2 separate regions of the Homo sapiens genome follow, and region 2 is linked to region 1. A link is an interaction called in ENCODE POLR2A ChIA-PET data of the cell type or tissue named here. Cell type or tissue: CD4-positive, alpha-beta T cell. All regions are shown on one strand. Region 1 overlaps ANKRD55 (ankyrin repeat domain 55). Region 2 overlaps IL6ST (interleukin 6 cytokine family signal transducer).

Region 1 (4,000 bases):
TCCTCTGCCACTTCCTAGCTAGCTCTGTGACCTTAGGCAGATGAGCTAACCTCTCTGTCTCAATTTCTTCAGTTATAAAGAGGATAAAATCTCTCCTGCAATGTTGTGGAAAGTGAAGTGTGTAGGTGTGTAGGTCAGCAAGGTGGAGCTATTCTTTTTTTTTTTTTTTTTTGGAGACAGTGTCTCACTCTGTTTCTCAGGATGGAATGCAGTAGTGCCATCGTGGCTCACGGCAACCTCTGCCTCCCGGGTTCCAGCAATTCTCCTGCCTCAGCCTCCTGAGTAGCTGGAACTACAGGCGTGCGCCACCACACCAGGCTAATTTTTGTATTTTTAGTAGAGATGGGGTTTCACCATGTTGGCCAGGCTGATCTTGAACTCCTGACCTCAGGTGATCCACCCGTCTCAGCCTCCCAAAGTGTTGGGATTACAGGCGTGAGCCACCGTGCCCGGCCAGGTGGAGCTGTTCTTATTAGCAGTCCTAAGAAAGAGCCATATTTCCTACAGAGATCAGGGTGACCTTCACATATTATAGAAGGTGAGTTTTGAGCTGGTTCTTAAAAGATTGTAGGAATCGGTCAAGCACACAGTGGAGAGAACCCAAAATAATAACAAGGGCCAAGATGTCATAGAATGGAAAGGTATGAAATTGTCAAGAAACTGAGACATATTCAAGGAACTTCTGAAGAGGTAGGGGTGGGGATTTGAGATGGGCGGTGCAGAAGCTGAGCATGACCATGCCGTGAGGTCTGACCATGCCGTGAGGGCTTTGTTTGCCCAGTTTAGAACCCTGGCCTTTGTCCTGAAAAGATGCAAAACGTTTGATGGGTTTAGACAGAAGGATCACAGGATCAGACCTAACCAGCCAGAAGAGTGCATTGTTGGCTGAGATAGTCTAGAAAATTCTAGAGAAGGAAGCTCTCTTTTGCAGGAGAAAGGAAATGCACACTTTTTTACTTTTCTTGTGACGGCTTATAAATAACCAGGCTAGCAGACAATACCACAGAGCTTTCTGTTCCATTTTCTCTGAAAGCTGCCTGCAATGAATTAAGCTGACGTGCTCCAAATTCCAAGTCTCTAGGATAAGTGCTTCATCCCCCATCTTGCTGCATCCAACCTCTGACAGGTCTCAATAAATGTTAAGCAATAATCATTACAGCTAAATGTTCAGGGCTGCTGATGTAAGCATTGGATAGTGGCTGCCTGGAATTTTAACAGCAGCACTACTAACTCATATTATTTCTACCAAACCCAGGGCAGGAAAGGAGGAAATCCAAAGATAAAGGGACAATCCAAGTTCAAGTCAGTGCTATAGTGGGATGATTTATCCAACTGCTTTACCACATTAAACTTTCACATAAAGTTTCAACTCTCCTAGACTAACAACAACGACAACACCCACTTCAGTGTAGTGCAGAAGCCTCAGTGATCTCAAAACAATTATTGTTAAAAATGATCACAAAAATAAAATCCGTAAGGCTAGGAAAGCTTTTTTTTTTTTTTTTTTTTTTTGAGACATAGTCTTGCTCTGTCGCCCAGGCTGGAGTGCAGGTGCGATCTCGGCTCACTGCAACCTCTGCCTCCTGAGTTCAAGCGATTCTCCCACCTCAGCCTCCACAGTAGCTGGGACTACAGGCGCCCGCCACCACACCTGGCTAATTTTTGTATTTTTGTATTTTTAGTAGAGATGGGGTTTCACTATGTTGGCCAGGCTGGTCTCGAACTCCTGACCTCAGGTGATCCGCCTACCTTGGCCTCCCAAAGTGCTGGGATTACAGGCATGAGCCACCACACCCAGCCTTAGTGGCTCATATCTATAATGCCAGCATTTTGGGAGGCCAAGATGGGAGGATTGCTTGAGGCCAGGGGTTCTAGACTAGTCTGGGTAACAAAGTGAGACCCTTGTCTCTACAAAAAAATGATGACAAAAAAATTAGCCAGAGGAGGAGATGTGTCTGTAGTTCCAGTTACATGGGAGGTTGAGATGGGAGGATTGCTTAAGCCCAGGAGTTTGAGGCTGAAGTGAGCTATGATCAAGCCACAGTACTCCAGCCTGGGTGACAGATCCTATCTCTCTCTAAAAAAAAAAAAAAAAAAAAATCCCTCACTCTCTTTTGATAAATCAACTGTGATAAACACTCAGCAATCATTTAATGTTTGATCAAATGACTAAGCTCCTTTCCATTTTTGAAACCCTATGACTGTATCTAAACATGAGAAGAAAGTCAATTTAAAGTCAGTTGCAGAAGCATTTTAGTAAATCTATACCCCTTAAAGCTGATTTATAGGCTGAAAACACTTGGGAAATTTATCTTATCATGACTCAGTTGCCTAGAATGGCTCCTAGTTATAATCAGCACTCAGAAAAATTGGTTGAAAAAAATATTTGATATAGGCAGATTCCATTGGAGAAATTCACCTTCCCCTTTCTGCTATTCTGCTGTCCCAGGATTTTTCTAGTTATTTCATTGTGTAAGTGAGCAAATCCCCAAACCACGTTTATTGAATTTCTTTTTATTTCAAATAAGATGGAAATTTTTGGGTGGCACATGTGTCAGAATGTACTAACTCTCCATCTAATATCTCCTCCCTCACTTAGAAACAGAAATCCAATTTTGGAGGGATAGCAACGTGGCCAGCTAAAAGACTCCTTGTTGATAGCTGTGAATATATGACCAAAGTTTAGAGGCCAATGAGATGCAAGCGGAAGTGTGGCACTTAAGCCAGATGAGTTCTTAATGGGAGCTGATTCACATGGGGACACGCATTTTTCCCCCTCTCTACTTCCTTCCTCCTGCTCCATCAGCCCCTCGAGGAGAGAAGCCATACATTAGGTGACGGGGCACATAGATGGAAAGAGCCTATGTTGCTTATGATTGTGGAGCCACCAAATGTCTGGGAACTGCCTACTTCAGACTTCTTTCATGTGATAGCAATAAACTTTTTTTTTTTTTTTGAGACAGGGCCTCACTTTGTCACCAAGTCTGGGGTGCAGTGGTGCGATCTTGGCTCACTGCAACCTCTGCCTCCCAGGCTCAAGTGATCCTCCCGTCTCAGCCCCCCAAGTAGCTGAGACCACAGGCAAGTACCACTACTCCTGGCTAATTTTTTTTGTATTTTTTGTAGAGACGAAGCTTAACCACGTTGCCCAGGCTGGTCTTGAACTCCTGAGCTCAAGCAATCCACCTCCCTTGGCCTCTCAAAGTGCTGGGATTACAAGCCTGAGCCACTGCACCTGGCCGTGATAGCAATAAACTTCTATGTTGTTCAAGCCCCTGTGACTTTGGGTTTCTTTTACAGGAAGCTGAACCCCATCCTAACTGATGTAAAAGAGACAGGCCAAGGCTGTCTTTGGAACGGAAAAAGAACAAGATTTTCAGATTTTCACATGATTTTCATAACAGAAGGTATTCGTTTGGCCGGGACAGGCCTAACTCTGGAAAACAGGATGGGTTGAGGCCCTGAAGTGTCAAAAGGTGGCAGACCACTGTGTTCCCTTCCTGATCCTTCTGCAGAAAAAAATGCAAACACTACCCATGCCACCAGCCAAGTGCTTCAGTGCTTTGTGGAGGAAGCAAAATCTTGACTGGAGTTTTTCTCAGACATCAGGAAACAGCCTTAATGTGCTTATCCATATTTATCCTGTGCCTAAATATGTATACAAATATGAGTGAGGGAGCCATATTCTACTTCAAAGGCTTCAGGCACTGGGCACATGTCAAAGGGTGAAGAGAGTCAAAATCAACTGCATATTAAACGCAAAGGAATTTTGCTCATTCTGAAAAAATATATGGCCCTTTTCTACTTTTTAAAAAAACATATTGCAGCTGGGCACAGTGGCTCACGCCTGTAATCCCAGCATTTTGGGAGGCCGAGGCGGACGGATCACGAGGTCAGGAGTTCGAGACCAGCCTGGCCAACATAGTGAAACCCCGTCTCCACTAAAAATCCAAAAATTAGTCAGGCGTGGTGGCACATGCCTGTAATCCCAGCTACCTGG
Region 2 (4,000 bases), 150 kb before region 1:
TTACTTTGTTCTTAATACTCTTGCCCTCCAATTGCATGGTGTCTCTACCTCTTTATACCAGCATTTTCCCAACCCAGCACAAAACACCTGGCTCTTCCTTTAGTCAGGGTGATAGCCTGATCAATTATACTGGAACTCTTTTCTAACCTCAAAATTGTAAAGGTAAAAATGTATTCTGAGCAACAACTAAAGAGGCATCACTCTTTCTTATAACTTCATGTTCTTTATTCTGTTTGTGTGCTGGCACTGTATTTATCTACTTGAATCTCCTGTACCAGCAGCCTTTTCCCAGCCTTCCTGGTCTGCCTGTCCTCACTTCTGTTTTGTCATCTGTAATTGCCTCTTCATGATCAACACATCACTGCTTAGATTTTATTCAACTCCTCTCTTATTCTATTAAATACCAGGTCTTCTAATTATATTTATAAAAATTTTGAAAAATTAGTTAATATGATTTTTTAAAGAAAAAAACTTTTTAAAATAAAGTTTTTAACAGTAAAAAATAAAAATGAAATAAACATAAGTTGATACTACTTATCGCTGAAAATCAAACTGGAAAATCTATTTAAACACATTGCTTACTCCTAAATATTCACAAGAATAATAAAACAAATTAAGATAAATGTACTAAAATAAGTTTATTACTTTATATAAGGATGATTGAGAGTGATGGGATGTAATAAAAACAAATTCACAGTATTGTTGTGATAATCACTAACCATCTGAAAAAGCAATCCATAAAACATAGTGGTTTTTTTCCAGAGACAGTGTCTCGCTCTGTTGCCCAGGCTGGAGTGCAGTGGATGACTATAGTGCACTATAACCTTCAGCTCCTAGGCTCAGGTGATCCTCCCACCTCAGCAACCCAAGTAGCTGGGGTTTGGCCACCATACCCAGCCAAAACATAAATTGTTAAATACCAGTAATTAAATTCGGTTTTAAAAATACCTGTAGTATTAATTTTTCAAAACTTATAATAGCCATTAAATGTAGCATATAATTTTTAATTTTTTAGCAATAAGTAATATCAACTGACATTTCATTTTTACTTATCATTGTTAAGCTTTTTGTAAAAAGTTTGTCTTAAAAAAATCAATGGCATTAACTGATTTCTCAAAATTTTTATGAATATAATAACAAGATATGGTAGTCAGTAGAATAAGACAGGAGTTGAATAAAATCTAAGCAGTAAGGCTGGGTGTGGTGGCTCGTGCCTGCGATCCCAGCACTTTGGGAGGCCGAGGGATGTGGTTCACTTCAGTTCAGTAGTTCAAGACCAGCCTGGGCACCATGACAAAACCTTGTCTCCACAAAAAAATACAAAAATTTGCTGGGCATGGTGACACGTGCCTATAGTCCCAGCTATGTTGGGGGCTGAGGCATGAGGATCGCTTCAGCCTTGGAGGTAGAGGCTGCAGCGAGCCGTGTTCATGCCACTGCACTCCAGCCTGGGCAATAGAGTGAGGCACTATTTCCAAAAAAAAAAAAAAAAAAATTTAAGTACTGATATGTTAATCATGAAGAGGCAATTACAGACAGCAAAACAGAAAGGATAGGACAGGCAGACCAGGAAGGCTGGGAAAAAGGCTGCTGGTACAGAAGTTAAAATAGATAAATTCACATGAGTACAGTGCAGCACTCAAACAGAATAAAGAACATGAAATTATTAAAAAAAAATTATGAGCTGGAAATATTTCCTAACATAAAGGGAACCCAGAGACTTCATTCACGCATTGATTTGACAAAGATTATGTACACTTGTCCATTAAAAATGCACACAGGCACTAACCACAATATTTTACCTACATTTTAAACTATTTCATGAACTCCTCCCCATGTATCTCATTTTAAGAATTCCTGGTCAAGACAAAGCAATCTGGCTGAGGACTCCCACAGCAGCAATAGCAAAATTGATTTCTTTCTCAGCATTTATGAGAGAAATCTTAGGGCAGAAGGGTACTTTTCTGCCTTTGATGTTCTCAAGTCACATGACCTAAACCTCTAGAAGAGCTGGAAGTAAAGGGATATAGGTGGTAGGGGATTTTTTCAGCCACAGCTACTGCCATTGATAACTAAGAGATGAGTCTGTGATAGGAAGGTCTCAAAATGAAAAATCTATGCCACGGGATTATTTCTTGAACTTAGTAACATCAGATGCTTTGCAGTGAGGATCTTACTTTAGACTGTACACTCTTTTTGTGCCTTTTTTATTCTATATCATATATATTATCTATAGGAGAAAAAAGGAAAATAAAAACTAACCAACCAAAATTCCAGGATCAACCGCTTCCCAGGGGCTTATCAAGTGCTATTAGAAAAAAAATGAATAAAAGGTATAATACAAGTATATTTTTGATAGTGGGGATCTAAGGTGTAGTTTGCTAGACAGTGTGGTTTTAATGATTCAGGATATGATTCTCTAGTTAGGAGTATCTCTGGACAAGTCTCCTTGAATAAAATGTTCTAGACTTATCAACAGTTAACGGTTTTCTGATAGATGTATCTAAGTCACCATTCCATGATGAATTTTTTTTTTTTTTGAGACGGAGTCTCGTTCTGTCACCCAGGCTGAAGTGCAGTGGCGTGACCTTGGCTCACTGCAACCTCCACCTCCTGGGTTCAAGCGATTCTCCTGCCTCAGCCTCCCGAGTAGCTGGGACTACAGGCGCCCACCACCACGCCCGGCTAATTTTTGTATTTTTAATAGAGAAGGGGTTTCACCATATTGGCCAGGCTGGTCTCAAACTCCTGACCTTGTGATCCGCCCACCTCGGCCTCCCAAAGTACTGGGATTACAGGTGTGAGCCACCGCATCTGGCCTCCATGATAATTTAATTAGGTATCAAATAGACTTATACTATCAATGATCCATATTCAATTTTACATCTTAATGTCCTTAAAAATTAAAACGTTAAAATACTGCAGTTTGAATAAAATGATCACAAACTAAGAAGCAATGAGGCTATATTATTAAAACCAGAACCAGTTCACATCTGGAATTCCAATAGCTTTACTTCTTCATATACTTATGTACTTACTATCTTCATAGGTGATCCCACTTGCTTCTTCACTCCAGTCACTCCAGTATCCCTTACCATCTTCCTTCATACAGCGAATCCTAAACACATATTCTGTAAAAGGTTTAAGGTCTTGGACAGTGAATGAAGATCGGGTGGATGCTGTGTCTTCAGGAGGAATCTGAAACAAAGCAAACCAAACAACAGAAAACCTCAATTAGTAAGGTCTTCTAAATTGTGTTAAAATTCAGAAACTTTTTTTTTTGAGGCACAGCCTTGCTCTGTTGCCCAGGTTGGAGTGCAGTGGTGCGATCTTGGCTCAACACAACCTCTACCTCTCCCAGGTTCAAGCGATTCTCCTGCCTCAGCCTCCTGAGTGGCTGGGATTACAGGTGCCCGCCACCACTCTCAGCTAATTTCTGTACTTTTTTAGTATCAACAAGATTCACCATGTTGGCCGGGCTGGTCTGTAACTCCTGACCTCAAGCAATCCACTTGCCTCGGCCTCCCAAAGTGCCAGGATTACAGATGTGAGCCACTGCGCTCAGCCTAGAAACTATTTATTTTTGAGACAGAGTCTCCCTCTGTCGCCCAGGCTGGAGCTCAATGGTGCAATGGCGCGATCTCAGCTCACTGCAACCTCCGCCTCCCAGGTTCAAGTGATTCTATTGCCTCAGCCTCTTGAAACTATTTTATTGACACAAGACTAATACATTAAACTCAACCTCTGGAGAGAAATAAGTGTAAGTTAAAAAGCAGTCCAAATCAGTAAAGTTATTTGGTTTTAGAAGTATGGAAACATCTATTATCTTTCCTTTTTTCCCTTTATTTCTTCCACAGGGCCTGTAATATAACTTAGGATTTCTGCAGGAAACAGATGGCACACTCCATTTAGAATAATTCAAGGAGGGCTTCATAAAGGGACTACATGCAGAGTATATGGAATCCTTAGACAGTGCAGTTAGTACTCTGGGGCTTAGAGC

The links. Peaks named below come from ENCODE experiments on the same cell type or tissue, not always from the same donor. Only the 100,000 strongest peaks of a DNase experiment are listed, where the experiment ranks them.
Region 2: POLR2A ChIA-PET joins it to region 1 with 5 read pairs; 4 of 35 experiments call an interaction of 5 or more read pairs at or near these places.

The regions. Positions count from the first base shown.
Region 1 is chr5:56,104,932-56,108,931 of GRCh38, forward strand. The region is part of intron 10 of ANKRD55 (ankyrin repeat domain 55); the gene reads right to left. Among named protein-coding and RNA genes, the nearest start is that of IL6ST-DT, 110 kb to the left of the region's middle. In CD4-positive, alpha-beta T cell, no CTCF peak of the experiment used is centred here; no DNase peak of the experiment used is centred here; H3K27ac peaks cover 2,939 bases.
Region 2 is chr5:55,957,364-55,961,363 of GRCh38, forward strand. It overlaps IL6ST (interleukin 6 cytokine family signal transducer), which reads right to left. Exons shown (of 17, transcript NM_002184.4): 8 at 3,039-3,198. Among named protein-coding and RNA genes, the nearest start is that of IL6ST, 36 kb to the right of the region's middle. In CD4-positive, alpha-beta T cell, no CTCF peak of the experiment used is centred here; a DNase peak (open chromatin) is centred at 2,018.